2 separate regions of the Homo sapiens genome follow, and region 1 is linked to region 2. Evidence: chromatin loops called from intact Hi-C (ENCODE). Cell type or tissue: breast epithelium. All regions are shown on one strand. Each heading gives the region's core, and the rest is flanking DNA. Links, peaks and the distances in the headings are about the cores only. Region 1 has its middle 62 kb from the start of DKK2. Region 2 overlaps DKK2 (dickkopf Wnt signaling pathway inhibitor 2).

The links. Hi-C counts contacts between places; a loop is a spot of excess contacts. Peaks named below come from ENCODE experiments on the same cell type or tissue, not always from the same donor. Only the 100,000 strongest peaks of a DNase experiment are listed, where the experiment ranks them.
Region 1: a loop joins it to region 2, with 7 times the contacts of the local background. A loop is called at or near these places in 1 of 110 quality-filtered maps.

The regions. Positions count from the first base shown.
Region 1 is chr4:107,095,398-107,100,784 of GRCh38, reverse strand. No RefSeq gene overlaps it. Among named protein-coding and RNA genes, the nearest start is that of DKK2, 62 kb to the right of the region's middle. In breast epithelium, for the core only: no CTCF peak of the experiment used is centred there; a DNase peak (open chromatin) is centred at 2,254.
Region 2 is chr4:107,014,287-107,019,673 of GRCh38, reverse strand. The region is part of intron 1 of DKK2 (dickkopf Wnt signaling pathway inhibitor 2); the gene reads left to right. Among named protein-coding and RNA genes, the nearest start is that of DKK2, 19 kb to the left of the region's middle. In breast epithelium, for the core only: no CTCF peak of the experiment used is centred there; no DNase peak of the experiment used is centred there.

The DNA.
Region 1 (5,387 bases), core at 61-5,060, 81 kb before region 2:
ATAATTTGAGTAGGATTCGTATTAGTTCTTTTTTAAATGTTTGGCATAATTCAGCAGTGAAGCCATCAGGTCCTAGGCTTTTCTTTGCTAGGAGAGGTTTTATTATGGCTTCAGTCTTGTTACTTGTCATTGATCTTTTCAGGTTTTTAATTTCTTCATAGTTCAATCTTGGTGCATTATATGCGTCTAGGAATTTATCAATTTCTTCTAGATTTTCCAATTTGTTAACATGTGGTTACTCCTAGTGGCCACTAATGATCTAGTGAATTTCTACACTATGTGTTGTAACGTCTTCTTTTTCATGTTCTATTTTATTTTGGGGGGGTCTATTTTTTTTTCTTAGTCTGGCTAAAAGTTTGTCAATTTTGTTTATCTTCAAAACCCACAACTTTTTGCTTGATCAATTCTGCTATTAAGAGACACTGATATATTCTTCAGTATGTCAACTGCATTTTCTAACTCCAGAAATTTTTATTGGTTCTATTGAAATATTTCTACATATTTGTTAAATTTATCTGATAGGATTCTGAATTCCTTCTCTGAGTTATCTTGAATTTCTTTGAGTTGCTTCAAAGAGCTATTCTGAAGTCTCTTTCTGAAAGTCATGTATCTCTTTTTGCCCAGGATTGGTCCCTAGTGCCTTATTTAGTTCATTTGTTAAGGCCATGTTTTCCTGGATGATCTGAAGGCTTGTGAATATTTGTCGATGTCTGGGCACTTAAGGTATTTATTGTTGCCTTCTCAATCTAGGCTTGTTTGTCCTTGTCCTTCTTGGGAACACTTTCTAGGCACTCAGAAGAACTTGAGTGTTTCTATTTAAGCTGTGTATGCATTAGGGGACACCCCAAGCCCAGTAACACTAGGGTTTTTGTAGACTCATAGAAGAAAGCCTTTCAATTTTTCTGAAATCTGGGGCCACTTTGATGGTGTTGGTGAAGATCAGGAGAAATTCTCAGGATTACCAGGCAAAGACTCTTGTTCTCTTCCCCTATTTTCTCCCAAACAAATGGAATCTTTTTCTGTGCTAAGCCATCTGGATCTCGGGGTGAGGTGACATAAGCACCCCTATGGCCATCACCACTGGGACTGCACTGGGTCATACCTCAAGCCAGCACAGCCATGGGTCTTGCCCAAGGTCTGCTATAATATCTGTCTGGCTACTGCCTATGTTTGCTCAAGGCCCTGGGTCTCTACAATCAACAGGTGGTGAAGCTAGCCAGGCTTGTGCCCTTCTTTTCAGGGCAGCAAGTTCCCCCAGGCCCCAGGTGGGACAAGACATGCCGTCTGGGAGCCAAGGACTAGAGTCAAAAACCTTAGAAATCTACATGGCATTTGATTGTACCGCAGCTGATCTGGCACTCAAATCACAAGACGCAGTCCTTCTCACTCTTTCCTCCCCTTTCCACAGGCAGAGCAGATTCACCCTGTGGCCATCTACCACAGGTCCGTGGGAAGTATTGCTGGACTACTGCCCATGTTCCCTAAGGCCTAAGGGCTCTTCAGTCAGCTTGTAGTGAATGCTGCATGGCTTGGGACTCACCCTTCAGGGCAGTGGGGTGCAGGTTGAAAAATGTTATTCAAGAGCCAAGTCCTAGGATTGCATACCCCAAGTGCCTGGTTGGTGCTCTGCCCTCCTATGGCTGAGCTGGTACCTAAGGTGAAAGACAGAGTTCCCTTTGCTTTTCCCTCTGCCTTTCTCAAGCAGAAGGAGTCTCCCTATAGCCTCCTTAGCTAGGAAGGTACTGAGTCTAATTTGAAGCCAGCAAGTGTCAGAGTCTCACCCAAGGTCCACGATATACTATCTGGATATACTGCTGGTTATACAGGGCCAAAGGATTATTTAGTCTGCAGGCAATGGCTTCTGCCAGCACTGGGGCCTTCCATCCAAGGCAGTGGGTTCTCTTCTGGCGTCTAAAAATGGGTGTGTCTAACAATGTTGTCTAGGATCTAGCGTCTAGAAAGGGGGCCTCACGACTCTGACTGGTACCCTATCCTGCTGTGGCTGAGCTGATATCCAAGATGCAAGACAAAGTCCTCTTTTCTCTCTCCTCTCCCCTCAAGCAGAAGAAAGGGATCTCCTTTGGAGCCACAAGCTGTGCAGCCTAAGGTTGGGGGAGGGGTGACACAAGTAATCCCTTAGCCACCTGGCTGGTGTCCTATTAGATCACCTGCCCCCCAAGTCCGCTGGCTCTGAGGCTAGCTCAGAACTAGGACTCACCTAACAGCTGCATTCCTTGTGGCCTAGACTGCCTTCCAAGTTTGTGTAGCATCCCAAAATACTTTAGCCTGAGTTGGTGATGCTTGCCAGAACTCAAGTTTCAATTGCTGGGATGGTCTTGTGTAAATGTTCCCTTCACAGGCAGGTGTCGACAAGTTCAGCCAGGTGTTGCTTTCTGCTGTGACAGGGCAACAGTGAGTTTAATGCAAAGTCTCACAATTGCTGCAGTCTCCCTCTCCCAACCCACAGATTCTCCGTCTGTGCCATGTGACTGCTGCCAGGGGATGGTGGAGGGGTGGCATTTGCAATTCAAGGCTGTCTTTCCCACCCTCTTCTGTGCCTCTTTCAGTGATATGAAGTTAAAATCGGGTACTGTGAATGCTGACCTGATTTTTGGTTCTTATGAGGGTGCTTTTTATTTGTAGATAGTTGTTAAATCTGGTACTCCTGGATGGGGAAGATTGGTAGAGCCTTCCATTTGGCCATCTTGCCCTGCCCCTCCTCTCTATGGATCCTTTTACAAACAAAATTGATGGCTTGTCTTAGTTGCTAAAGGAGAGCATATCAAAATTAAGAGATATCCAGCTTCTGATCTCAAGAAAAAGGTGGAAATCTCTAGAGGATAATATTTCCTTTGCATACTTGTACAAATAAATTTAGCCTTTCTGTGGAAAAGTCCTCAAAGTGAGGAAAAAAATGAAAATAAACATGTTGTCTGTTATCAGCTATCTGATAACTGTGTCTAAACAAATAATATATGATAAATAGAATTTGGAGAATATTTTACAAGTACAGAACCCATGCAGGAAATGTGGTTTTTAAAATTAGTTTATAACCAATGTCAATTTTTTCCCCATTCAACTTCATTTCTTTTTTGCAAAAGCAGTCATTTCCTGTTCTTTAGTGGACTCTTTTGAGAAGTTTAACTCAAGGATTGAAAAGCATCTTAGATATTTATGTCTCTGACAAATAACATTTCTAACTGTTTTGGGCTGGGAGTCATGATTGGATAAGTAAATAAAAAACCAAATAAATTTGGAATTATGGATTTGATTCAATATTTATCTCCCTTTTGTTATTTAATATGCTGGTGTAAAATGGGCTATAGCCACAGACGAAGACATAGTAATAGATGGCTTGATATAGGGAGGCTCTTACATGAGCAGTTTACCTTTACAGAGTTCTGGGAGCTAATGTGAACTTCTAAGTATGTTAACTTATGTAGCAAGAGGAAAAACAAAGCCATCCTTAAGAATATCCAAGGGAGATGGCTTTATGAATCCAGATATCAAGGGAAAGGGAACAGATAATGATACATCAAGCAGAGATTAGTCCTTGGGAAAAAAAAGAAAGAAGATATAAAACTGGAGTTAAGTCCACAAATAACAAATGTGAAAGGATACACAGAAGTCATGGGGACTGTTAGGTACTTTTATGTGTGCTAGGCATATATCCCTATTTTTGTGCACAAGGTACTTACACTTGTAATCATCAAGAGTAGAAAACTTAGTAATGGAGCAGAGAGGATTTAGAATCTTCAACTCCAATTCAAAGTCCATGATCTTTAAAATCTCCTGCTAAAACAGGACCAGCTGTTTGAAACAAAATCAAAGTCAAAGAGCAGATTGATAAACCACTGATTAGAAATCTTGCCTTAGTCTTACCAAGTCTCTAGGATAATGAGAAAGACAATTTCTGAGGAAAAGCATCAGTTATTATACTGAGATGTTCTAGATTTTAAGACTTGTTTTATTCTTGATTTTGGTAATGGTAGTTGAGAGACAGACACTACTAATTAGAGAAGCTTTATTTATTGTTGTTTTTCCTCATGTGTTTTTAAATATATAAACATATATTTTACTATTAAAGTTTCTCACTTGTGTTTTCTAATCTCCAGGGAAACATCTCTCATTTTTCACTATTTAGCACCATCCTTCTTTTTAGAAATGGCAGCTCGCCCATTCAATATGACTCTATTGGGACTACCGATCATAATATTGCACTCATTTGGTAACAGGAATGGGTGTGTGATCTAGACAATAATTTTTTTAACTCCCTTGCTATTGTTGATTGATTCAAAGGTAAGCAAGTGACCAAACGCAGGCCATCAGGGTTCTCTAAGAATCTTTATGTTGGAGCTAGGAGAAGATTCTTGCCCTTTTGGATAATAATGTTTAAAGGGTATGGCATTTGTTAGACTATGATTCAGCTGATGTGACAAAGACCTCAAGTTAGCATTAGCTTAAATAAGATAGAAGCTCATTAATGTGTCATGTAAAAGTCTGAGCTGCATGGTAGCTCTCCTCAACCAAGTCATTAAGAGCTCAAGCTCTTTTTGTCGTGTTACCCTGAAATGTTAAACATACAGCTTCTGTCTCATGGTCTAAGATAATTGTTCCAGCTTCTCCCATATGTCTGCATGACAGCTAGTGTGAAGGAAGAGAACAAAAGGAGGATACACCCCATCCCTTCAAAGGCATAAATAGGAGATGTACATGTTACTACTGCTCAGATCATATTGGCTATTGTTTACTTACACAGTTACTCTAAGCTGCAAGAGAGGCTTTGGAAAGTAGCCCTTACATGGAAAACCATATGCATAGTTAAAAATTCTATTATTATGGGAGAAGTGGAGGATGGAAATTTAAGGAAGCATATCTGTTTTCACCAAAGATAAGTATCAGGGTTTCCTGAAAGCTACTCCTTTTACTATATGAAGTCTTCTTGTAGTTAATAAGAGTTAGTTTAAGTATTTGAGGGCACTTAAACTCTTGAATATAGTTGTGGTACTTTCTGACTTTCTAGTTAAGTAGACAAAAACCTTTGTGGGTGTGTGTGTGTGTTTACACACATGTCTGTGTTTTGCTACATAAATTTAAGTCAAGCTGTTGCCCTTTGTGGTCTAAAGAGTCCTCAGTCCTACAGTGCTGCAAAGAGTGAGGGGAAGTTAATTCTTCATCAGCAAGAATGAATAAGGGAGGGAGAACAAGATGGCCAACTAGATGCATCCAGGAAGCACCCGTCCCACTGAGAGAGACCAAATATGGAGTTAAAAGACATAATTTGAGCAGATCTTTTGACAGAAAACACTGAGAGTGGATGGAGAGGTAACATAGACTCCCAAGTTGAAGAGGGAGGAATCTGGGAACCTTGCACAGGGTGCCCAAAT
Region 2 (5,387 bases), core at 240-5,239:
CAAATCATAGTCATTATCTGTGGATAATGCAGTCTGACATTAAATGTGGTATCAGTATACTACTCTAGTATATTCCTAGCAATATCCTACATACAGCATTAATGTGACTAGATATTTGAGAAATACATTCTTGTTTCTGGAAGATAGTGACAGCTAACATTTGTGGAGCACTTACTTTATACCAGGAATTTTATGTTGCCTCACTTAACCTTCCCTAAACCCTGTGAGCTTCTGTTATGTGCGGAGTACTCAGTAACTCTTTGAAGGAGGTAATCAAGCAGGAAGGATGATGTCAGGAAAGTGACCATATAGGTTTTGGGCAAGCTCAATCTTTGGTATCTGTGATCCCATGTGACTCAGTTTCAAACTCAGAATTATTTGATTAAAATTTTAATACAGGACAGTGTTGCCTCGTTAAGTGAGAAGACCACTTGAATTTTGTTTTTGTTTTTGTTTTTCTAAAAGTGAATGAGATTGGTTTTTTCCCAAGTTGGAGTTCTATTTTGTTTTGTTTTAGGAGGTTAACATCTCTATACAGCCGTGCCCGTAAACTCTGGAAACGTTGTTGAAGTTCTTATCTTCTCGTTTCTGAGGAGAAAATCCAAAATGACCATAATATTCAAGAGGAGCAGGTTGTAAATCTCTCTTCAAAGCAAAAAACAAACAAACAATAAAAACAACTAAAAACCACCACCAACAAAAAATAACATTTTAAATACCTGGTAGCTACTAGTAGTTACTGAAAGGTAGCAGATTGCAAAACCAGGACTTAAAGATAGTTGGCAGGAAATTCAGCTCCCCAAATTGCAAGAGTGTTAGTTTATACTTTTTTAGATGTCAGTTTTAGTAGGAAAAAAGATAGGCAGTTACTACTAATTATTCAATAGAGTTCGTATTGTCCACTGTGTTTCCTTTGACCAGATTTTCAATGATTAGGACAAGGTATGGGTCAAATATTGCACCATGTTTTAGAAGGGCTAGGAAAGAGAGATATTCCCTTCTTGGTCTGATTGTCACAAACCCAGCAACCCATAGAGCATTTTTGGAATGTGCACATGTTTAACACCTGGAATTATAGTCATACTTCATCCGTCACCAGAATGAAAAGCCAACGGCTGACTAAAGGAGAATTTCTGAGGCAATTCTTCTGGAGCTAGCAATATACCCTACTTGTCATCTCTCAGATATGAGCCTTTAATCCCCTCTTCCTAAAATTGTTTATTTTAAAATAAGAGAAAGGCTAGGGATGTTACAACCGAGTTCTGAGCTTTCTCTTTTAAGAATCTAATCCTTCAAACCCATCTTCAGCAAAGAAACTGGCATTTCATGTGCTGAGCAGATGATGTTCTGCAGCTCTGGCCAGCCCACATGTACAGCTGGGCCGGTCTGACACACAGGTGTTCTAATTTGGACCTTCTTAAAATTCTGACACCATACTCTCCTCCATTGGGAAGTATGACTTGGCTATGCTATTTGCTAGTGACAACAGTTATACTGACTTAACAAAAACAGCTCCAGCTAAGGTGATAACATAATCCTCTGGCTCAGACTGAGCTCAGATCGAGGGTGTGTGGTGTGTTCTAAGAGTCTGGGCCAACGTTTTGATTTTGATTTCCTCTTTTATATTGTGTATTGTCATTCATGTTTCCTCCCTTCACCTCTCAGAATTTTGGGTACTTCTAAGAAGGGCGGAAACATCCCTTGGTGGGAAAAATGCTAGAGTAATCGAACAAACAAAGCTAAAAATTTGTACTGAAATGGGTGTTTTTTTCAATCATTGGTAAATATTGAGCAACCACATTCCAAAGGTAAGTAGTCTGCAAGCATTTAAAAATGAGAAAAACTGGCAAATGTATAAAACTTTTCATAGCATTTGACAAAACAACTGTAAAAGTAAAAGGAGATTTCAAAAATATAGGCAATAAAGAAGAAATGTCATTGCTGTTCCTTCTGCATAATCTTTTATATAATCCTTTCAGTCTCACCAAAAATATTTCTCAGTGCAGAGCCCAGATGTTTTGAAGTTTTTTTTTTCAAGAAAGCAATATTTAAGAACTTTTCCATTCCTTTCCATCTTAGTAACAGCTGCTTCTAACAACCGCTTATAATAAGCATGGCTAAATAGGAAAAATAATAGTGGAAATGAATGAGGAAAGTAGATTGTATCACAGTTTAGAGCTTTATATTGTGTCGTTACTTGGTCTCTGATTCTCTCTCTCTAATGAAAACACAATTTTTAAAATTGTCTCAATTAGTAAAACCCACTCATCTTCACTCAAGTGTGCCTTGAAAAATCAATGGGCTCTGCCTTTAAACAGCTATAATTGCTAAGCTCAAGAGGAAACTAAAAAATTATTATCCAGAAGGGATTTTATCCCATTGCATTAAGATAACTTCAACCTTTGCCATTAATCTAAAATGAACCATATATTGAAGAGATATTCTGATTTTCAGAGAGGAAGCTTTGTTCTACAGAATGGTGAGCTTGATATTGATTCTGGACTACATTATAGAATGGATAAAGTCAAATACTTAGGGAAATAGAGAAACCTAAGAAACAACATAGGTTTACTCAGAATGAATTATGACAAACTAATTTCATTTATTTAACATGGGGACTGGTATGAGTATGACATTTCGTCCTCACCATCTCTAGTCGCTCCTTTTGTGACTTAATGGTCTTCCAGCTTTAAATACCACTACATGCCAATGACTCTCATATTTATATCTGTAGGCAAAATGCCTCTCTTGAACTACACATTTATATATTCAAGTGCCTACTTAACATTTCCACTACTAAATATTTCATATTCAGTATGTCCAAATCCCATCTTTTCCCTTTCCCAAACCTGCTGCACCCATGGTTTTCTCCATCTCAATTGACGGTAAATCTAGTTTTCCAATTGCTCAACCAAAAGCCTTGGATTCATCCATAACTTTTCTCTTTCCCTTATACTCATATTCAGACCATTAAGGAAGCCCCTTAGCTCTATCTTCAAAACACATCCTTAGATCCAAAAAGCATCTTTGTAAAAGTATGATAGTACCTTACAGAAAAATAGCTAAAAACAGTAAAAACAAATTAAAAACTAGAATAAAAGTTGCTCACCAAAAAATAATTTAGGAATTTAAATTAGGCTGAATAGGATATATAAGGACAGAGCAGAGCTTTCTAAGAAAATAGATTTATGCAAACATGAGAAATATCTTTATTTTGTAGTCTAGGGTTTGCTTTTCTCTGTCTACATTTAGAACATTAAAAAGAATTGGTATTCTAGAAACAAATTAAATAATCAAATCTGTCACGGCCAGGGCAGGGAAAATTACCAAGTAGCATTTGTTAAACTTGCTCTATAACAATAGAAAACTTTTATTTTCCACACGTTAACTGTGTTTTCTTCATGTCTCTAATTTTTTAAAAGTTTTCTTCTATGTTATGGTACACATACAGCAAACAGTGCATGCTAAGCAAACAAGGAGAATGACTTTTTAGATTTTCCACGATGTTCTCTAATGCTGTTCAGGTAAGATGGCGACTTAGCCCCCCAGACTCAGACTTTCAAATAACTTTGCTCTAATTTGACTCTTTGGAAGAGCAGGCCTTATTTGTTGCTTAAGGTTAAGAAAAATTATATCACACAAGAGGCGTTATGACAATGTTACCACACCATTTATCATATGTTCCAATTTTTATCATAAGTATTGAAATTTTCTCTTTGAATTTTCACTCCTATTACCAATATTCTTTATCTATCAGAGTGGTACATAGACATTTGAGGGAAATTGTATTTTGTTTTAGCAAACAAAGGCATCTGCTTTTGCCTAAATTTCAGGTCATTCTGTGACCCCATTAACAGAAATTAGTATTCATGTATTAAGAGAGATGAAAAGGACAGTTATTTAACTGACACTGTGGTATTCACAAATTAACCAACAAAACAGATTAGAGAGCCTAGATATAGATTGAGACACAGATCATTGAGGGAAAAAGGAACTATTTAAAAAGTCATGCTGGAAAACATTGGGTAACAATGTGGGAAAAAGTGGTATTTGAACACTATGTTACTACATACAAAAATTAATTTCCAATGAATTAGTGTTTTAAAGGTAAGAATACTAGTTTATCCAATGTACTATGAAGAAAATAGAAAACAGGCCACTAATTGGGAGATGTATGTAGTGCCTGTAGTCAACCCAAATCCTGTATGTCTAAAGATTCCTGTTTAGAATATACACAAAATCCTATAAATCAATAAGGAGTTACAAGAGAGATAAACAATCCAGTAAAAATGGGTAAAATACATGGAGAGGCATTTGACAGAAAAGCAAAATAATGGCTAATAAGTATTTGTATAGGTCCTCGATCTTATTAGTAGCAAAGAGAATGCAATTTAAGATACTGATCTTCCCTTTCATGACATTAGATTATCAAAACTTTAGAATATTAACAATACCAAGTGTATAGGTACCTATGTGAAACTTTAACATTATGGTTCATGGGGGTGTAATTACGGCAATCACTTGGCAATATCTTATAATTCTGGATATTCATATACATTATGATCTTGAAATTCTACTTCTAAGAATATAACCCACAGAAATGTTTCAGCACATGCACGAGAAGATATGTTTAAAATGGACCATAGAACCACTGCTTGTCATGTCAAAAGACAAGAAACAACCCAAATGTTCATGATCAAGATAATGTATATATAAATTAGGGTAGATTAACACCAGGGAGTTAACATTGGTGAATAAGTAAATAATCTACAGTTAGGAATAAACATGAATGAAGATTTGAAATACAATGGCTACTGATAGAAGACTGTGTGTGTGTGTGTTTGTGTGTGTGTGTGTAGAACCTATTTTTAATTTTGTTTATAATTGACTAATTGAGACATAATTGTACATGTTTATGAGGTACAGTGTGATGTTTCAATACATGTGAACATCGTAAAATGATCAAATCAGGGCATTTAGCATATCCATCACCTCAAACTTTTATCATTTATTTGTGGGGATAACTTTTAAATCTTCTTTTCTAGCTATCCTGAAATATACTATGCATTGTTATTAGCTATAGTTGATTTTCTATGTAATAGAACACCATAACATATTCTTCCTATCTAACTGTAACTTTGTACCCCATGACCAGCCCCTCCCCATCCCTCTCCCTGCTCCCCTCCTTTCTTAGTCTCTGGTAAACACTACTGTAGTCTATAATTCTATGAGATCAACTTTTTTAGATCCTACATATGAGTGAAATAATACAGCATTTGTCTTTCTTTTCATGGCTTATTATACTTAACATAATGTCCTTCAGGTTTATCTATGTTGCTGCAAATGACAGGATTTCATTCCTTTATATAGCTCAATAGTATTCTATT